Regions from separate parts of the Mus musculus genome. Here region 1 is linked to region 2. The links are chromatin loops, found by intact Hi-C in ENCODE. Cell type or tissue: gastrocnemius. All regions are shown on one strand. Links, peaks and the distances in the headings refer to the core of each region. The heading gives the core; the rest is flanking DNA.

Region 1 (10,316 bases), core at 3,188-8,187, 2.0 Mb after region 2:
GGAAGAAGGAAGAAGAAGAAGAAGAAGAAGAAGAAGAAGAAGAAGAAGAAGAAGAAGCAGCAACAATAGATGTAGCATATACTTTCCCTAACCTTCAAAGAGAAATTTGCTCTCTAATGTCCATCCTTCAAAACTGGAATAGAATAGAATCAGTCAAAGTTGTTTTATGATGCCAGCTAGCAGTATGTCACAGCAGTTATAAGAAACTCACATAGGTTTAGTGTCCCAGGGCTCAGTGATTCCAGTTCGGTAATGGGAATGGCTAGAGTATGGACCTGGGGCACCTAGGGTAGCAACTTCCTCCTTGATGCAGCTTTACTTTAAAAAAAAAAATCATTAAAATGCTATCTCAAATGTGCAAAGCATTAAATTATAAATAAGAGAAATCACAGGGCAAAGGAAAAGGAGAATTGAAGCAGAGGAAGATGCAGCTGCCTAACTGTGAGGCACCCTCATCAGACAAGGCCAGGCCGCGTGATCAGAAGAGTCTCTTAGCTATTTCCATCCCCTGAAAGTTCCATGAATAGAGAAACAGAGGAAATGAAACCACCACTCGCTGAACCGACTCTTCTGCACTTACAAAGATGTTCTCATTTACAAGTCAAAGCAAGCTTATGAGAGCTGGAAAAAACTATAGTCTGTACTAACTAAGACTACTCAACACAGGTGATTAAAGAGGAGGAGGAGGAAGAGAAGGAGACAAACCTAGGGTATTGGGCCTGAGCTTCTCTGAATCAAGGTAAACAAGGCAAAAGAGAATACACACGCAGGAAGGTCAGCTAAAGATGTTCCCTGGAGCTGAAGGCCACTGGCCACAAGCTCTAAAATGCCCCAGTTTCCACCTGGCCTCCCTGAGGACTTACAGAGTCAAAATTCCTACATCCAAGGTCCACTCCCAGCCAGGACGAACAAGTTCTGCTGTGTGATTTGCAAGGTGTTTCATTTTCCATTGCATTCCACTGCTTCTGAAGACTTGCACCCCAGCCAGCCCAAAACTCATTCTCAGACTACCTAGGAGGCCCCACTCCTCCTGATGGCCACATGCTGCTTGACAACAGGTCCCTTCCAGTAATTTATTGTTTTCCTTTTTCATTAGAGAGACTAAGTCCACTTTTCTTTCCCTCCCTGTTTTGTTCCTGGGGGCCGGAGGTGCTGCTCTGTTGTGGATGTGCTTGCTGTTTGAGATCTGACACAGCCCAAGCTGCACTGGCACTCCCAATACCCTACCTCAGCTCCTCAGCTCGCTCTGTCTAGGATTACAGACCTGCACTTGGATTCTCCTTTCTTTGTTTTTCTTTTAAAAAAGTTCATTTAAAAAAAAAAAAAAAAAAAAAGCAGCTTACTAAATCACACATACCCCAAATTGCCTCTAATGATAACAGTCATACCAAGAGTCTTACCAACAGTGAGCTAAGATGAACACTAATGAATGAAGCATGTCAGAATTCACTCGTGTGGTGACTATCACTAATTTAAAAGCAGATAAATGGCTGGCATCGGCTCCTACCTGAATTTCCAAAGGAGAAAGCAAGACACAGCATCCACTCACACTAAGTCCATGTCACAGGATGGGTCTAGGGTCCCCAGAGGCGAAGGCTGTCTAAATCTCTGCAGAGACAACTCCCATCCCCTCTCTAGGCTATTCTGAGGCTGTGCCCCCTGCATGTCTGTCTCTTCTTGCAGATTCTTTTCTCTAGTAAATCTTTTCTACATCTGTTCTAGTCTAGTAAGCATTTTTATGCCCTTATCCTTCACAGCAAGAGAGCAACGTGGCTCACACAGTGGCTCACATCGTTATGAACACCGATAAGAAAAATCAGGGAATGTACAGTGGACATCATACACAAAATTCCAAGCATCAAACCTTTCCCAGTGCACTGTTGTTGGAAACTCAATGGCTTAGAATTCATGTGTCGGCCTTTGCTGTTATCTTCCACATAAATACCGTTTTCTTGGAGCAGAGCTACAAGCACATATATGGGTACTGTTTGTGGCTATAAAAGCAGGAGCTCCAGGAGACAACACAGCCCACAAAGCCAAAAATACTTACTATGAGACTGTCTAGAGTTTGTGAACCTATCTGTACATAAGCAGCCTGGAGTTTAAAAGTAGCTCCTCCACACAAGAGCTGTGGCAACATACAACAAAGACTACTTCCACTAAGTCATATAAAACAGACAGCTGTACATGTTTATAAGCCAGTAAGTTTTCCTCATTTGTACACTGTGCCACTGATTCCATTAAAACTCATCCTATTAGGTCAGCAGACACACAGGATGACGGAGTGATTTTATTTTAATAAAGGCTCAAAAAAATCATTTATCCTGACCAAAAGAGCAAAGGATGTTCCTTAGCATCTTAGATTCTGTCCCCATTCCCACCCCTCACCATGAAGCCATAAACGATAAAGCTGCTTTCTTTAAAAGGAAAAGAAATATTCTGAGAGATATATAACACCACAGAGATAATCAAACTTTCAGCTGGAAAATGACAAATCAGTAGTTTAGAAGTTTTGCAGCTATATCAGTTTAGAAATTCTAAGCCAAGGACAGTAACTTATGTCTATAATCTCAGCCCTTGGGAAGTTGAGTATACCATGAGTTCAAAGCCAACCTGAACTGGATACAAAGTAAGTTCCAGGCCAGCATAGACTGCAAAGTAAAACCCTATGTCAAGAAAAAGAAAATGTTTTAACTGTAAATTGTAAATTGTAAAATTATGTACCACAAATGCATATACTTGGGTACAATTATATAACCAATGTTATATCAGCTATAATCTCCACAAATAAATTGTAGGAGGAAGAATTAAAATGGAACAACTTCAAAAGTATAAAGAGGTGGTTCTTTGAAAAACGTTGCAGTATTTGTAGAATTACAAATAAAGCAATTCGGAGTAAATAATAAACCACCATGTCATACAGTTCTAAACTATAAATTCCACACACCTTCTGAACTAAAGTAAGTTTGCTACTGCACTGTGGTTTAGCTTGTAAAGTAAAAGGTCTGCCCACACACTAATCAAATATTTGAAAAGAAAAGGTGAAAATGAGAACAGCTACCCTAAAAATTCTTATAATAATAAAATTGACTTTAAAAAAATTTCACTGGAATTTTACTTTATTTTAGTTTTAGCAAATGCTCAATACTTAATGTTTGTAGTCAGCCAGGGCTGAGAGCCACCAACTGCAGTCACCAGAAGCCTGGGACTGAGAGGGGAGTCCTGGCAGTACTTGTCTTTCCGGAGTGTAATTGCTCTGCACTTCAGCGTGTTGGAAACGGGAATGCTGGATTTTAATTTAGTAAGGAAAGACATGTCCGCAGCCTCTGCTCCCCTCCTCCACGAGTTCGGCCACCGGAACAGATGATTTCTTCTGTTTTACTAGGCTGGAGAGAAACTAAGTGTCCAGCGAAGAAAGTGTTTGTGGGAAAGGAATGGCGGGAGACAGGTATTATCCAGATAAACTTCAAATTACAAAATAGGTCTGTTTGTCTGAAAATGCAGTCTTGTCAATTTAAGCTAATGATTGTCTTAACCGTATTAAAATTGCCAAGCTGCCATAAATGTGTCTAATGAGATTTCTTCTGGTAGTTCTTGGTTTTCAGTTTCAGGCGATCTCGGGCAAAAGCCCCAGTCAGTCACGGACTATATTTAATTTGCTGACCAGGTTCGTTTCTTATCTCCTATGGTTTCGGTGGAAGCGGTGACTTCAACCTGAGCCCGAATCTTGAAAGTCAGCACAGGGCTCAAAGAAAACCAGAGCTCCCTCCCTCTATTTTTTAATGCAGTAATTTCACAAGACTGAGCCTCTCAACCCTTCTTTCCACCGGCCCACATCCTCAGACAAACTTGGCCTCCCTCGCCTAGCTCAGGGCAGCGGTAGGAAGTACCCGCCCTCCTGAGCTGGGGCCGGGTGTCCTCGCCGTTCACTGGCTGCAATGGCTGTCAGTGCCCTCAAGGGCGGGGACTCCCACCTTACTGTGGAATCTGAGGACTGCATGGTCACTGGGTCCAGATTCCCCTCCACTCCGCCCCAGAGTCTGTCCCTTCTGCACTTTCTCCAAAGGCCCTCCTCTCATCATCCATTTTTCTGACCCTCTAAGAAGTAAAGTTTCCCTCCACACGCCCCTACCCCTCGCCAGCCGAAGCAGAAGATGCAACGGTTTGGGATGTAAAGCAAATTATGGTCCGGGTCTCTCGGAGTGGTGGCAGATAGCTGTGAAGATGAAATAACTGCTTAGGTTGCATGTTAGTTCAATAAAGTGCACTGGCCATCACGAAATACTGCAGCCATGAATACTAGTGAGAAATGCTACAAAGCACTGCAGGCTTTATCTTTTATTCATCATTTTCAGAGTTTGTCCGGTTGTCCCAAACTATAAATTTTTGAGTATGAGTACTAAACCTTTCTTGGATCACATCAACATCCCATCGTCTAGAAGAGAACAGATTTATAATAAGCTTATTCGGAACATTATTCTGTAAAGCAACTCTATCAAAGCACACCGTCATGAACGTCAGTTCCTCCCGGGAACTGCAGATTCCTTGGAGGAGAAACTAAAGAGTGGTCCTAATAATGCTCTATAAACTGCGGGCATTGAATCCAATTACAACCTTTAAAGTTAGTAATCTCAAAAAGAAAAAAAAGTCCTTTACATCTCTAGATTGTTTTTGCTATATTCAGTTCCATCACCAGAATTGTAAAGGGCACAAAACATATCTTACTTTAAAGTAAATATATTCTTAGTGTTTAGCGCGGGCAAAGACTTAGGCTATTCGAGTATAGTATGTGAGTCAATAAATGTATCTCTTGTGGGTCTTCCAAGGCCTCTAGCACCAGGCGGAGGCTATCGACATTGCTTAGCAGCATCTTCCACGGCCTAACTTCACCTTCGCCCCACTGGGACTCAGCTCATACTTTGCTGCATCCCAGCCCTGGATCGGTTTCAATCGGACCTCGACCTGACTACCCCACCACTCACGCTCGACTGACTCCCCGGTCCGTGAACTTCACTTTTCTAAACTGGGCTGCAGCCGAATCGGTTGAGCCAATCCTCGAGCTGTAAATAGCCAAGGTGACCAATGAGCTCAGCCCGGAGGCGGGTCTTCGCTGGAGTTCCTCCTGTCGGAGCCCGGAGACCTGTTGCCGCCACCACCACCGTCGTGGAGCTTCCTGGGGTCGAAGCGCCCGGACTCTGAGCTCCTGCAGCCAGCGGCCTGCACCACGCTCCGCCAGTTGCAGGCGTCCCGGGCGGTCCTCGGAGGCACGAGAGCCCGAGGCCCCACGCGGCCCGCCCGCTCCCCGCACCGGCCCCACCCGGCCGGGCCGTACATACTCACCGGGGCGCCGGGGCAGCTCGGTCTACGCGGGCTGCAGGGCTGCGGGATCCGGGGCCGATCGCCTCTCCCCGCGCCACTGCAGGCGCCGGCTCCCACCCTGCTCGGCCCGCGCTTCCCACTGCGAGGTTAGCGGCGGCCCATCCTCCCGGCTCCGCTCCTCCTCCGGCGGCCGCGGCTGTCAGGAGGGTAAACATCCCGGCATCCCCGAGGAGAGGGCGGGCCGCCGCAGGCCCCTCCCCGCGCCCGCACCCTGCTCCGGAGCCCACGCTACCACTTTCCCGAGAACTGGGGTGTGCCTCGCTTACGGCGGTCGACCCCTGCCTCCAGATCGGAGTTTTTTGATCCCACTTACCAAGTAGTTTAAGCTGCCTCTACATGGTGTCAGTGCAGGCAAACGAGAGTTTTCCCGGAGTCTGGCTAAGCAAATCTAGACTTTAGCGTCCCAGTTTTAAGAAAGCTTTTCAGGACCCTTCCGAAAGTTGAACTAGTTGGTAGGTATGCAGAATCTTTGGGATACAGGCACACTCACAAAGTGGCATTACAAAAATATTACATTAGATAAATTCGTTTACACGTCACATATTTGCAATATGGGTCTCTCCCTAGTACATGGAGCTTTTCAAAAGCAAAGCTTTGATTCCTACTGTTCCACTAACCAGATTTGAACGAATGGAGCGAACAGCTAGGAGGCAGTGTAGAGTCTGTCATACCTAGATGCTAATCATTCAGTGGCCAGTCGCTTAACTTATCGTGGTCTTTCTTGGAAGTCAGCCTTAACGCCTCTCCTTAGAAACAGACGATGACATACAACAGCGTGCTTGAGCACAGATCTTAACCATTTGATATCAGTAGGCCTTTTTCTGGTTTCGTTCCCCTGCCAAGGGAATAGAGCCAAAAAACAACAACAAGAAAAAGCGGTATTATAGCTCAAATGGATTAAAACAATAGAAGCAAGATTTAGAAAGTTTGGGCCAGCAAGATGACTCAGGAGTTTGATTCCCAGGACCCACAAATTGTTTTCTGACATCCGTACTGCAATGTGACACACACACGAATGCAAGTATGTGAAATATAATTAGAAAAGAATGCAAACGTTAATTTTAGTAAGAAAATTAAATTTCAAGAGGTGACGTTGGGGCAAGTGCTTAATCGGTACAGATTTGCCAGGTGGAGTTCTACAATCAGCTACGTGCAAGAGCCCTGCTCTCATAAAACTTAGCTTCAGTGAGGAAGTCCAAATTACCTAATGTCTTTTATATCTATTTCATAGAGAAACAAAGCTCGGGGTGTGAGTGCTCCTTTAAACATGTTTATCAGGGAAAGTCACTTGGAATTTGAGCAGAGACCTGAAGATGTGAGAAAAGGAGCCATGTGACTGTCAGGAAGTAGACTGTTTTACCCAGGAAATGCAAGGTTACCCTGTCAGGCATGGGTTCGCCATGTTGGAGAAACAGCCAGTAAGCCTATGCAGGTAGGATCCAACTTAGTGAGCAAGGGAGAGAGGCTGGTGGAGTAAGAAAGGGTGAACTATCAGATGTGGAACTTCGAACTCTTAATTTTTATTCTGAATGAAATGGAAATTCATTGCAGGTGTAAGTTGAGAGACAACAGAGCTGTGAAGAATAAAGTGGAGGGTGAAGAAACTGGAAGTTTAAAAGGAAACATAATGGTATCTGTAACACATTCTGATCAGGCTTAGACCAGAATGCTAGCAAAACCAGACAGACCCCAGATACATTTCCATGATAGAGCCAACAAGGTTTTCTGCTGCATTGAATGTGCTATATGAGAGGAAGCTAGGATGAAGCCAATAAGTTGGCATTTGGCCTATATCATAGGTCACATCACACCAAATCAGCCACAGTGGTACTCCATGCATAGGCATAACTTTAGGAAAAACTAAAAGACCCGAGGTACCAGACGATGGATCAGAGCTTGTTCTTATTCGCTTTGCTATTACCAGTTTAGAAAATGTAGATTGATAGGTACCCCGATTTAAGCACACTGCCAATTTATCTACACGCTGAATAGTCTGTACAAGCTATACTTACAAGCAAACACTGCTAAGCAAACACTATACTTACCGAACACTGAGTGAGGGTCAAATTGGGCAAAAGTCAGCTCATACATGCTTAGTGGCTGCAAAGCCTTTATCTAGAAAGAATGCTTTTGGTGTTATATGATGTCCAAAGTATTAAACTTACGTAATAATGTGTCCTATTTTTTTCTACTTGTAAAGGCTTCATGGCTACAGATAAATAGTATACAGTGTTGCAAAGACTGGGAAGAGGGTCAAAACAGAAGACACTATATATACTTTTTCTTTCTAAATTTATATCCCCTTCTTTGTGGGCAGGCAAGGTTATTCCCAGGCGCCAGCAGCCAGCCTCCTGGCCTAGAGCAAATGCTAATGGAAAAACAGAGAAGCCTGCCCAAGAAGGCTCCTCCGGCTCAGGACACTTAGAGCAGAAGCGCCTTTAACTCCTCTTCTATCCATCTCTCCTCTGAGCGTTCTCCCCAAATGCTGCTTTAGCTTCATGCTCTGCATTCATTATAATCCTTTGTATGAATAACTCAGTATTTATACATAATTACCATGTGGCACATATACTACATATCAGATTAACTTGGTTATAAACAGTATCTGGATATCATACTTAAAAACTCTCAGTTCATAACCAAATCTTCAAGGTTTCTTTTTTCTTTTTTATATATCTGTTGGCCCCACACAAGAAAAAAAATTATCAGCAGTATTTATTCTCAAAACCATCTCTCCATAAACTAACCTGAAACAGATGTTGCATACCAGTGCTGGCATAAATATAATTTCTCCATAAGGAAAGAAACTTACGAGGGGAAAAAATGTTTCCCTGAAGAAGAATGATGAAGTAATATTAAAAATAATTCTCCTTTGAGAGAGAACCTGGCCAGTGGGGTAGACCAGAAAGGTCTGGTCTTCTTGATTCAAACATAGTGCTAGTAACAGCTGTACTTAAAAAGCTACTAGCGAGACTGGCAGCCACTAAGCTTGGCAGCTAAATGGTGATGAGGCTTAGTCAAGCTGTTGAAATGTCTGGACTAAACTGGGCCAAGAGGAGGAAGTCAGAGTACAGACTGCAGACAGCCCAAGGGAGATCACTTTTCTCTGGCCTTGGCTTGTCAGCCCTGTACAGTGTCAGAGAGCAAATACGATGCTTTGAAAGCACCATGAAAAATATTAGCAAGTTTCTTTTCCACATCCAATGACTCCTTGCTATCGTTTGTGGGTTATTAGCAGATGAGCTCCTGTTAAAAACAGCTAAATCCTTCTTAATTTTATCCTCACGTCAAATCCCTAGAATTCAAAATTGCAGAGACACAATGCTACTGTGTCCCAATTGTTGACTTATGACAGCTTGGGGATATAGTTCATGGTTAAAATTAGTGGTATTCTGACCATGGCTTTTCCACAGCTATTTTTGTAGTAGTTGTGAAACTGAAGAGATGTTTTGAGATGTATCTTAAGTAGAAGACACTGAGATACACTTGTGCAAAACAGGAAGCAATCGGTCCAAACAGCTGCTTGGATTTAGATCACAATTTCTTTGCTCATCAGAATTCAACTGAATTTCTTTCTTTGCTCTGACAAATGTCAAAGGACCAGTATGCAACGCGCAAAAGGAACAACGTGGAGAATATATTAAGAAGTTACACCCTCTCCTGTGGAGCCAAACTGTGAAGTCATTTCACAAATGCAATTTCCTCGGTAGTGTGGCACCTCCAGCCATTGCCACAGCTGGCAACCACTGATATCTATACTGTCAGCGACCCAGGTCAATAAAATAATTGAATCCCAAAGAGAGTTCTAATTGTAGGTTTCTTGGGAGTGTGAGTATATGCTTTTGTATCTATCTGGAAATAAGATGTTAAAAATATCCTCTCGTTTTACATAGCTAGATGGAAAGATCTCAAAGAATTGTGCTTAACTTTCACACTCTATCTCCATCCACCTCATCTTGGAGATTTCCTTCTGTGTTCTCCGCTCCAGCTTTAAAATGTAACAGACCCACTCGGGCACGGACAGTCAGATAGTCGGACAGTTGGAGCAGTGGTCTATTTCCTAACAGGAATGAAAGCAAGACAACAAGTACTTGTGTTTACCTTTAGTGTTTCCTCATACCTGTGTTGAGCAGCCTGCCTCAGGTTACATTTCCAAAGGCCTGTCCCTAACACATTCACTGAAAAGAGTGAAAACCAATACTGTTTTCCTCTTCCCAATCCACTTTGTTCAAATTTAAGCTCTGAATGCTTACAATGAACATTTCTTCAATCTTGGGTTACTCTACTTAATGACAGAAGTATGAAATACCTCAGTAATTTTTTTCAGCAGTTCAATTGGGTGCTAATGTTCAAGCTGCTTGGACACCTAGGGTGTGCATAAACTCCGATGTGGAATAGTGCCTCTACTGAAGCCAAAGGCATTACTGAAAGCAGTCTCCACATGCCTTAGAACAATGAGCCTAGTCAATCATAAACAGCCTCCCCAGCCTTTGTAATTCTGCCTCTGAATTCACCACTGGCTGATGTCCCAATTATGGAGTTTTTTTTTTTTTTCTTTCCTCTCTGTAACTCTCACCTTGTTCCAGTATTGTGTAAAGTAAGAAGCTCAGAGGATGAGACTTATAAAGCAGTGTTGTTTAGAAGGCTTGAGAAGTTGACACTGCATATACCATTCAAGCGGCACCGAGGCAAGCCCGTACATATCCATCAGCCTTTGGGATAATCTGCTCTCTAAAAGCATGGAAGGCAAACAGTAGACTGCTTCTCAAAATAACCCTATTTAGATAGAGCTATTATATATGTCTTTCTGTGTTATTTACCACTGTCGTAGGTTTATTTAACTTATAGAATTTTTAAATTTTTAACTGTGTATATAAATAAGTTTTCATCAATCTTTTAGATTAGCATATAATTGAATACATTTATTATAGGGTTTT
Region 2 (10,316 bases), core at 2,950-7,949:
TCCTGTTTTCAAAATGAGGAGGGTTAAAAGAAGATTGTAATTTAAGCAGGTAACTGAGACAGAAGGGCAGTAAAGAGCTCCAGGTCTCCCTTCATAGTCTGCTCAGTTTACCAGGACATCATCATTCATTCATTCATTCATTCATTCACCTCTGTCTGCCTGCCTCCTGAGTGCTGATCTTAAGACCTGTACCACCACTGCCTAGCCCATGATTTTTCTCTTATTCTTTCCTTTAGAGAAACCTGACCTTGCGAAAACTATATCTAAGTTATATGAAAGGTCACAGATGACTTATTTGATTTCCAAACTATAGATTTCATGCAAACAGCTTGGGCTGCTAACATGGAAGCTGCAACAAATATTGTGCAGTGCTCAGGAAGCTTTGGTTACTGAGGAATTAATGTATTTCACACAGTAGAATATTCCTCATTCATCAATTGTTGCGGCCGGCCAGCAGCTCGCAACAATCAATAAAATCCGAGGGACCTGGGCCCAGTGACCTGACTCAGTGGGTAGAAATGGTCGCTCTTAAACCCAGTGACCTAATAAGTCTGACTCATGAAACCCAATGGTAGAAGGAGTGGGCTAGAGCTGCCACATGTCACTGTGTAAGAGGTGGTAAGGGAATTATGGGCAGAAAAGGTGGAGAGGGCTTCTTGGCACCTTTACTTACCTACTGAGCCACCTTGCTGGCCTGGCAGATCAGTCGTGTTCACTATCTTATATCTTATATAGTAATCTGTTTAGGTTTTCTTTGTTTTGTTTGGAGACCATTTCACCATGTAGTGCCAACAAGCCTTGGGCTCACTATGTAGCCCAGCTTAGCTTTGAACTTCTAGCACTGCTTGCTCCTGTGTCTAGAGACTTTGCAATTAAAAGTGTCTGCTACCACATCTGGCCAAAAAGGTTTAAAGGTGCGATTTATGGCTGGAGAGATGGATGGCTCAGCTGTTTAGAGCACTGGCTGCTCTTCCAGTCCTGAGTTCAATTCCCAGCAACCACATGGAGGCTCACAGCCATCTGTAATGGGATCGGATGCCCTCTTCTCTACATGTACATGCACATGCAGATTGAGCACTTATTTACAGAAAACAGATAAATGAATCTTAAAAGAAGTGAAGTATATTTTGTATTTTACAATTTTTTTTCTTATTTTCACTGGTCCTGTGAACTAAATCTATGGCTTCACATGTGCAACAAAAGGTCTCTAGCACCATGCTTTTTTTTTTTTTTTTTTTTTGCCAGTCCCGAGACTCAAACCCAGAGCCTTGTGAATGCTAAGTACAATACACAAAATCTCCAGCCCGAGAGATGGCTCAACAGTTAAGAGTACTGTCTACTCTTCAAAGGACCTGGGTCAAATCCCAGCACTCACTGGTTTGAAAATGTCTGTAACTCCACTTCCAAGGGCTATGGATACCCTCTTCTGACCTCCTTGGCACCAGAAATGCACATGGTACACATGTATACAGGAAGGCAAAAACAATCATGCACATAAAATAAAGTTTAAAAAAGAATCTAGCCTGGTGTTGGTAGTCTACACCTTTAATCCCAGCACTTAGGAGGGAAGATGGATCTCTGTGAATTCTAGGACAACCTGGTCTAAGGGAAAGAGAGATCTTGTCTCAAACATAATCTTTTTAAAAATTAAGTGTTTTTAAAAATATTCATACTTCTGGGTGTGGGGGCTTAGCCTGTGATTTCAGTACTTGGAAGGCAGAGATAGGAAGATTATGAATTGGGAATATAGTGAGACTCTGTTTCAAATAGACAATTCGCATTTATTATCTTTTTGAGGATTTATTTACTTTATGTATATGAATTTTTGCCCGCATCCATGTATGTGCCATGTTCATGCCTGCAGGATCCCCCTAGGTGGGTGTTGGGAATTAAACCCTGATCTTATGCAAGAAAAACAAATGCTCTTAACTGCTGAGCTATGTCCGCAGTCCCTATTACCTACGTTTATCTCTTTCGTTTGAGGGTTTAAAGGAGTTGGTTGGTTTCACTGGTACTGGGGTTCAAGCTTTATCCACAGTAGGCAACCACAGTATCACTGAACTATGTCAGTAACCTGTAGTGTTTAATCTTTCAATTATTTCCTAATTTTATAACTTCAAAGATGATAAGATATACTGAAGTTGCTGCTCCAAACGGAGTTTAGACGGAGTTTAGAAATATTAAGTGTTTCATCATCTAGCCACCTCCTAATTATTATTCCATGTAGTTAGGATACTATTTCTATTTTCTATCACCAAAGAATTGAATAGCACAACCAGTATAAGTGATGTGCTGGTGTGTTATCATATAAATGCTCAAGGTACGACTTCTAATGGTGAAAAACGGGAAAATAAATGGACGTTGATGAAGTGTGTCTTCTTTTGTCTGTTCCCGGGAAAGTTTATTTCGGGCATTTCCACTGGCGGAATGATTAGCGCTAACAGCTTTCCCCCTCCGTTTTATTTTACAGGGTCTCTTCATCTTCCTGATATATGGGGTATACAACCTAGAGGTAAGTCTGCTTGGAGTAGCTCAAGGCTGACAGCGTGAATGAGAGAAATGACAGGTTTCTTATCTTGATAACTGTAGAACAAAGTTGGCTTTCATATGAGTGTCCCACTGCCCTTCATGCTTGGGCTGGCTTATGTGCAGCCCAGCTTTACCATTAAACATGGACACCCTGAGTACAGGGACAGCCTCATTTCTCACTGGCACTGACTAATATTTTATTACTGTCTGAAGTTTTTGAATTTTCAGTGTTCAACGCTTAGCTATACCTGGTAGTTTCAGGAAATAATTTAACTGTAGTTCCATGGGGCTAGGAAGATACAATGCCTCATGAAACTATTCATAAAATACAGTTTTAAGGTTTCTGGGCAGGCTCAGAGAGGCCTGTGTTGGTAAACAATACACCGCTATGGCTTTAATTGCAAAATTTCTCAAGGAAGTTATTACAAGAAGTCATCTCGAGAAACACTATGAGAATATGGACGTGTGATTTCTTTAAGAAAACACACTATGTAAATAACTGTTCTCCAGGTCTTTTTATTAAAAAGTCTGTGGTGTATAAATACACCTAGGAAAGTTGCTGGTTTAGATTTTTGCATGCTCGCTGTGAATGCCTTTTATACATTATTAGGCACTAAATTAATATCTATTTGGTTTTGTCGATAGAACTTTTAATTTCAAGATTTTATCTAATTTCCCCCAACTGAATAAGGAACAACTTTTCAAGTTTCTAGGTATTCTATACTGGAGGGGTTGGGAGAGTGGGGTATGTATCCTAACAGAGATTTTAAACAAGAACGATGGCCAGTATTTGAGGCTAGTTAGTATTCAACGTAATAAGCAAATTCAGACAACTGAGAAAGTACGTGGCATTTAAATACCATCTGATGATGAAGTGTGTGTGGGCGTGTTTTACAGGACAGCTGCACCTGGGATTACACGTGGTTTCCCTTTGCGTAGCCTTCAGGTAGGCTGGCACTGAGACAATTTTCTGCAGCGGTCCCTCCTCTATGGCAGTCTCAAAGGCTCCTTCAATAAAGGCAAAGACAAGCGTTATTGCTGTCTCCATTCTGAAAAGGAGTAAAAGCTATCTGTAATCAATACCGTTACGAGTTTAAAGCTTTCAGGCAGAATCACAAGTACCTTAAGGAATCCTATTCTCTGTTTGATTTTGATTCAATACTTGGATTGCAAACACTAAAGTGAACCAAATGCCAATGTTCAGTTTTCAGTGTCTCCACCTTCCCTAACCCCTTCCTCTGCAGCTCCCACGCCACGCTGCAACACGCTCTCCTGGCGTCCCCGGACTTCCCGCCCCTTGGGCTCCACCTCCGGAGCGCCTTCTCCCTAGAAACCCTCAGCCACTGTCTGCCCCTCAGCAGGGCCACCAATCACGTCCCCTCGCTGCGGAAGACCCTCCGCTGTCCGCCTCCAAGTCCCCGCCCCTCCCACCTAGCCCCCAGCAGCTCCGCCCAACCGCCCGCTTGATTGACAGGCTAGCCAGGCGGAAACTGAGGCGCAGGCGCACGGGGCTCGCCGAGCGCCCCTCTGGTCCGGTCGAGGACTTCCCGGCAGACACCGCGCCGCGGCTGCGCAGAAGCGGGGAGGCTTTTAATTCCATTGTGGAGAGGACGGCGTTATTTTTATTAACTGGAGGCGACGGCGGCTGCGGCGGCGGCGGAACCCGTAAGTGTGGCCGGCGGGCCGGGGCGGGCGCGGGAGCGGCCAAGAAGGCCGCGGGGTCGAGCGCGCCGGGCCGGAGGCGGCGGGGCTGCGGACGGGAGCCGGGCGCGGTGCGGGCTGGGCGGCGGCGCGGCGGGTCCCAAACGCTGCGGTGGTCCCGGCCCGGGGCCCGGCCCTACCGCCGTTCCCCCTCTTCCCTCCTCTCCCTCCTCTCCGCAGCCAGGCCTCCTCCGGGGTATGAAAATCGGCAGCGGGTTCCTTAGCGGCGGCGGCGGTCCCAGCAGTAGCGGTGGTAGCGGCTCCGGCGGCAGCTCCGGCAGCGCCAGCGGCGGCAGCGGCGGCGGCAGGAGAGCAGAGATGGAGCCCACCTTCCCCCAGAGTATGGTTATGTTCAACCACCGGCTTCCCCCGGTCACCAGCTTCACCCGGCCGGCGGGGACGGCCGCCCCTCCCCCGCAGTGCGTGTTATCCTCCTCTACCTCCGCAGCCCCGGCCGCTGAGCCCCCCCCTCCGCCAGCCCCGGACATGACTTTCAAGAAGGAGCCGGCGGCGTCAGCCGCGGCCTTCCCTTCGCAGAGGACCTCCTGGGGATTCTTGCAGTCCTTGGTGAGCATCAAGCAGGAGAAACCTGCGGATCCCGAGGAGCAGCCGTCCCACCACCACCATCACCACCACCACTATGGGGGGCTGTTCGCTGGGGCTGAAGAGCGATCACCAGGCCTAGGAGGAGGGGAAGGGGGGAGCCACGGCGTCATCCAAGACCTCAGTCTTCTGCACCAGCATGCCCAGCAGCAACCGGCCCAGCACCACCGCGATGTATTACTGAGCAGCGGTAGCAGGACTGATGAGCACGGCAACCAGGAGCCAAAGCAGGACGCTAACGTCAAAAAGGCAAAGAGGCCAAAGCCAGAATCTCAGGGAATCAAAGCCAAGAGGAAGCCAAGTGCATCTTCCAAACCTTTGGTTGGAGAGGGAGAAGGTGCCGTCCTGTCCCCAAGTCAGAAACCTCATATCTGTGATCACTGTAGTGCTGCTTTCAGGAGCTCCTACCACCTGCGGAGACATGTCCTCATCCACACGGGCGAAAGGCCTTTCCAGTGCAGCCAGTGTAGTATGGGTTTCATCCAGAAATACCTACTGCAGAGACACGAGAAAATTCACAGCAGAGAGAAACCCTTTGGGTGCGATCAGTGCAGCATGAAGTTTATTCAGAAGTACCATATGGAGAGACACAAGAGGACACATAGTGGAGAAAAGCCATACAAGTGTGACACTTGCCAACAGTATTTTTCAAGGACTGACAGATTGTTGAAGCACAGGCGCACGTGTGGTGAAGCCATAGCAAAAGGAGCCGCTAGTGCAGAACCTGGGTCATCAAACCATAACAGTATGGGTAACCTGGCTGTGTTGTCTCAGGGAAATACAAGTTCCTCAAGGAGAAAGTCGAAGTCGAAAAGCATAGCTATTGAAAATAAGGAACACAAGACTGGCAAAACAAATGAATCACAAATGTCAAACAATATAAACATGCAGAGTTATTCAGTAGAAATGCCTACTGTGTCTACCAGTGGGAGCATAATTGGCACTGGAATAGATGAACTGCAGAAAAGGGTGCCAAAATTGATCTTTAAGAAAGGAAGCAGAAAGAATGCAGATAAAAGCTACCTTAATTTTGTGTCACCGTTACCAGACGTAGTTGGGCAGAAATCCTTGTCTGGTAAGCCAGGTGGCTCACTTGGCATCGTATCGAATAATAGTGTGGAGACCATTAGTCTTCTCCAAAGTACAAGTGGCAAGCAAGGCCCGATAAGTAGTAATTATGATGATGCCATGCAGTTTTCAAAGAAGAGAAGATACCTACCAACTGCCAGCAGCAACAGTGCCTTTTCTATCAATGTAGGACACATGGTCTCCCAGCAGTCAGTCATTCAGTCTGCAGGGGTCAGTGTTTTGGACAATGAGGCGCCATTGTCACTTATTGACTCCTCAGCTCTAAATGCTGAAATTAAGTCTTGTCACGACAAGTCTGGAATTCCTGATGAGGTTTTACAAAGTATTTTGGATCAGTACTCTGGCAAATCAGAAACACAGAAGGAGGATCCTTTCAATTTAACAGAACCACGAGTGGATTTACACACCTCAGGAGAACACTCTGAATTGGTTCAAGAAGAAAATTTGAGCCCAGGCACCCAAACACCTTCAAATGATAAAACAAGCATGTTGCAAGAATACTCCAAATACCTCCAACAGGCTTTCGAAAAATCCACTAATGCAGGTTTTACTCTTGGACACGGTTTCCAATTTGTCAGCTTGTCTTCACCTCTCCACAACCACACTTTGTTTCCAGAAAAACAGATATACACTACATCTCCTTTGGAGTGTGGTTTTGGCCAGTCTGTTACCTCAGTGCTGCCATCTTCGTTGCCAAAGCCTCCTTTTGGGATGTTGTTTGGATCTCAACCAGGTCTTTATTTATCTGCTTTGGATGCTACACATCAGCAGTTGACACCTTCCCAGGAGCTGGATGATCTGATAGATTCTCAGAAGAACTTAGAGACATCATCAGCCTTCCAGTCCTCATCTCAGAAATTGACTAGCCAGAAGGAACAACAGAAAAATTTAGAGTCCTCAACGAGCTTTCAGATTCCATCTCAGGAGTTAGCTAGCCAGATTGATCCTCAGAAAGACATAGAGCCTAGAACAACGTACCAGATTGAGAACTTTGCACAAGCATTCGGTTCTCAGTTTAAGTCGGGCAGCAGGGTGCCAATGACCTTTATCACTAACTCTAATGGAGAAGTGGACCATAGAGTAAGGACTTCAGTGTCAGATTTCTCAGGGTATACAAATATGATGTCTGATGTAAGTGAGCCATGTAGTACAAGAGTAAAGACACCCACCAGCCAGAGTTACAGGTAAGGTCTCGAGAGTGACCAGGCTGGGAGTCTAATGTAATTTTGTTTTATTTTGAGAACACTGCCATTGGAATGTTTCTACACGATCCTATTAAGAATAATGTAATGCCCTTTCAATGCAACTTTTCATATTTAGTTTATTTTGTTAGTGTGATTTTAGCTCTGTTTGTATTATGATTTTTAATCAAAATCAATAGATTAAAAATAGTTTGACATTCAAAGTGACAATGTTTAGCAATCAAATTTACATGTATAGATTGTCAGGGAATAGCCCAAAAGTTTTAAATGCAAAAACAAAAAAAATAAAACAAAACAAAAAAAGTACAGAAAAAAAAAAAGAAAAGAAAAAAGGAAAAAAAAAGAAACTTTGTTGCTAGGATTAAGGTTATTCTAATTGCTTTACTCTCAGGAAAGTGTAATAACGCATGGGAATTCTGTACGTTATCACCGTAATGGAATATCCAATTTACAAATAGTATGATACACATTTCGTTGTTTAAGTTAAGGGATCTTAAACATTTCAGATTGCTCTTTCTGGGCTAATAGAATATACATTTCATCATTTAAGTAAGGGATCGAAAACATTTCAAGTGCTATCTCTGTCTGGGCTGATCCAAAATTCTGAGATTGTTGGCTACCTATATTTTGTTGCAGCTTTTCAATGTACTCCACACTTCCAAACCCAGATTCATTCCAGATTGGTAGAACAAATATTCTTAGATCTTTGATCAAAGCCTGGAATGATAGCTTTAATAAAAGAAAGAGGAAAAAAACCATCCTCTTTATCCACCTGTAACAAGGCTGTAATTCCATTAAGTGATTCTGTGAATGTCTTCTCTAGTACAGTGTTAAAATTAAAAACCCAAGTGTTTGGTTGGTTTCAGTATTAGAAAGTAAGTTCAATTCACATAGTCTATTGAAATTTGGGGTGTGCATTATTCATGGCCTAAAACATTCTCTTGTTTAAGCTATTACTCACCACCTTCACGTCTGGGTTTGGTATTTGTTCTTAACTTCTTAAAGTTCTGGGCCTTCTTGTTCCTTCTCCCTGTCTTGATGGTTTCAATTTTAGAGTGATTTATCATCTAGAAGATAATTGATTATGCATTTTATATGTCGTAAGACATTCAAATACTAAACAATAGGGTAAACATCCCTGACTTTGCTTTTCTTTTTATTTTGTTAACAAACCCAATACCGACTTCCACGTACAAGCTATACATAGATGTCAAAGGGTTGTCATCCTACCTGGTGGCAGAGCTTGTGTAACAGATAAGAGTGTGTATTCAGTAATGACATCAGAACTCTTTGTGAAATTGCAGCCTTTAATGTACATTTTGAAGGGGTGTATTAGTCAGTATTGTACAGGGATCTTGTCATCAAAACTTGCTATGAACGCTAATTGCCATTTGAAGCTACTGATAGGCAGTGGCTCTGCTCTAAACCACTTTTTAGCAATTGTATTTTTTCCTGATTATATTTTTTAATGTACTTTGATGTTTATGCTGATGAGTTTTTATGTACTTTTGGTGGTGTTTAGTCTTATGAACTCTTCTGACGTCAGAAAAGTCCCACTGGTTGTTTGCAGTCTCATTGTGTAATCAGCCTACCACAGGCTTCCATGTATAATAAAGTAATTAATATTGTGCAAGTGTAAAACACTTCTGTTATAAAAGCAGTGTTTGGAAAATAAGAAATTATTAAAAATGGTTACAAAATACTAGTTAATTCCCTTTTCCCACCTTCCACCTTTTAGCTTTAGTTAGCTAAAGGGTACCAACTTGTCATTGAAAGATTTTTAGAAATGTGTTTAATTCTTTTAATACACTCAGTACTAAAATGTCTGTATGTCTTATTAAGTGCAGTAAGTTCTGTTGGGTACAGAGACAAGTGTGATCAAAGATGGAGAGGACCTTTACCCCTGTATCTCTTAAGCTGTAGGATCTCTCTCTCTCTTCTCTTTTGTTTTATACAGGTTTTGAATTTCTTTAACTTTTATTGTGTGTACTGAATACTACATATGTATTATTCTGATTGTTTGCTCTAGTTTACTACCAATAAAAGTCCTGTTAATCACAACATTGAAGAAAGGAGATATCACTTAGTCTCTGTGGATTACATTTCATAAAATATTCGTATTGATAGTATAAATTGTAACGTAGGAGCTTGCCGTTTTATTGTATTTATAATGTATTTTGTCTTTCTAGGTTTATTTAAAAATGCATTGAATATTTTATTTGAGGTGCACAATAATATAAAGAATAGAAATCTAATGTAAATTACATTATGTTGAAACTAGGCTAACCATCCTAAATATTAGGGAGATTATTTATTGAGGCTTTATTTAAAATCATATCAAAATATTTTTGGCTTAAGGTGTTATATATCCTTTTGCCTCAAAGGGTTATAATAAAATTATAGAATGATGGATTAAAATGGTCTTGAGCATTTTTAGTTTAAAAAAAGCTAACTTGCTATTAAAAGGTTAAGAAATTGAGTTCATAGCTATTAGAGGGAAAGGTGAGATTGTGATATAGAAGATGCAGTAAAGGTATTTGATGTAACTTAAAAGACAGAAGCTGACCATGTGTAACACCTGCCTTTTTAGTCCCAGCACTGGGGAGGCAGAGGCAGGTGAATCTCAAATCCATATTGGTCTACAGAATAATTTTCAGGCCAGCCAAGGAACAGTGGAACCTTGTCTAAAAATAACTTTTAAAAAAGGTTGAACATTTCTTGAGATGTTAAACTGCTTTAAGATTTAAGTGTATGAATATTGATGAAATAGTGAAAACAGGAAAGGGTAGAATGCAGATTGTATTTATATGTGTTCTATACATAATTTACAGTGAGCATTAAGCATGGGGCTGCTCAGTAGAAGGTAGTATAGTTTGTTGTCATAGTTACTCCTACACTTGGTTGTTGGAGTCGAGTTCCTAAGGGACGTTTCACGAAATCTACTATGACTCCAGTTACTTGATTTTCTGAACAGCTTGTTTCCCCAGATTTGCTGGAGCTGATAAGAATTTTCAAAACCCACTTGCCTTGTCTTTTTGCTTTTCTTTTATGAGCTGTATATGAATTTGATTTTTGAATGTCTTTTGTTTTTAAGACTTTAGAGTATGGCCTATGAATACAGATAGTTTAGTGGAAAGAGGTCTTGCCCAAAGCCTGTAGATTGAATCCTTATCTAGTACCAAGTAAGCCAGC

Evidence for each region. Hi-C counts contacts between places; a loop is a spot of excess contacts. Peaks named below come from ENCODE experiments on the same cell type or tissue, not always from the same donor. Only the 100,000 strongest peaks of a DNase experiment are listed, where the experiment ranks them.
Region 1: a loop joins it to region 2, with 5 times the contacts of the local background. A loop is called at or near these places in 2 of 42 quality-filtered maps.

Annotation. Positions count from the first base shown.
Region 1 is chr1:138,614,212-138,624,527 of GRCm38, forward strand. Nek7 (NIMA (never in mitosis gene a)-related expressed kinase 7) reads right to left here and starts at 5,546. Exons shown (of 10, transcript NM_021605.4): 1 at 5,341-5,546. In gastrocnemius, for the core only: CTCF peaks have their summits at 3,951 and 6,029; DNase peaks (open chromatin) are centred at 3,264, 3,924, 5,101, 5,491 and 1 more place; H3K4me3 peaks cover 3,377 bases; H3K27ac peaks cover 4,190 bases.
Region 2 is chr1:136,620,858-136,631,173 of GRCm38, forward strand. It overlaps Zfp281 (zinc finger protein 281), which reads left to right and starts at 4,044. Exons shown (of 2, transcript NM_177643.4): 1 at 4,044-4,194; 2 at 4,415-9,534. The coding sequence starts at 4,429. The coding sequence ends at 7,110. In gastrocnemius, for the core only: a CTCF peak has its summit at 4,863; DNase peaks (open chromatin) are centred at 3,481, 4,014, 4,657 and 5,232; H3K4me3 peaks cover 4,458 bases; H3K27ac peaks cover 2,473 bases.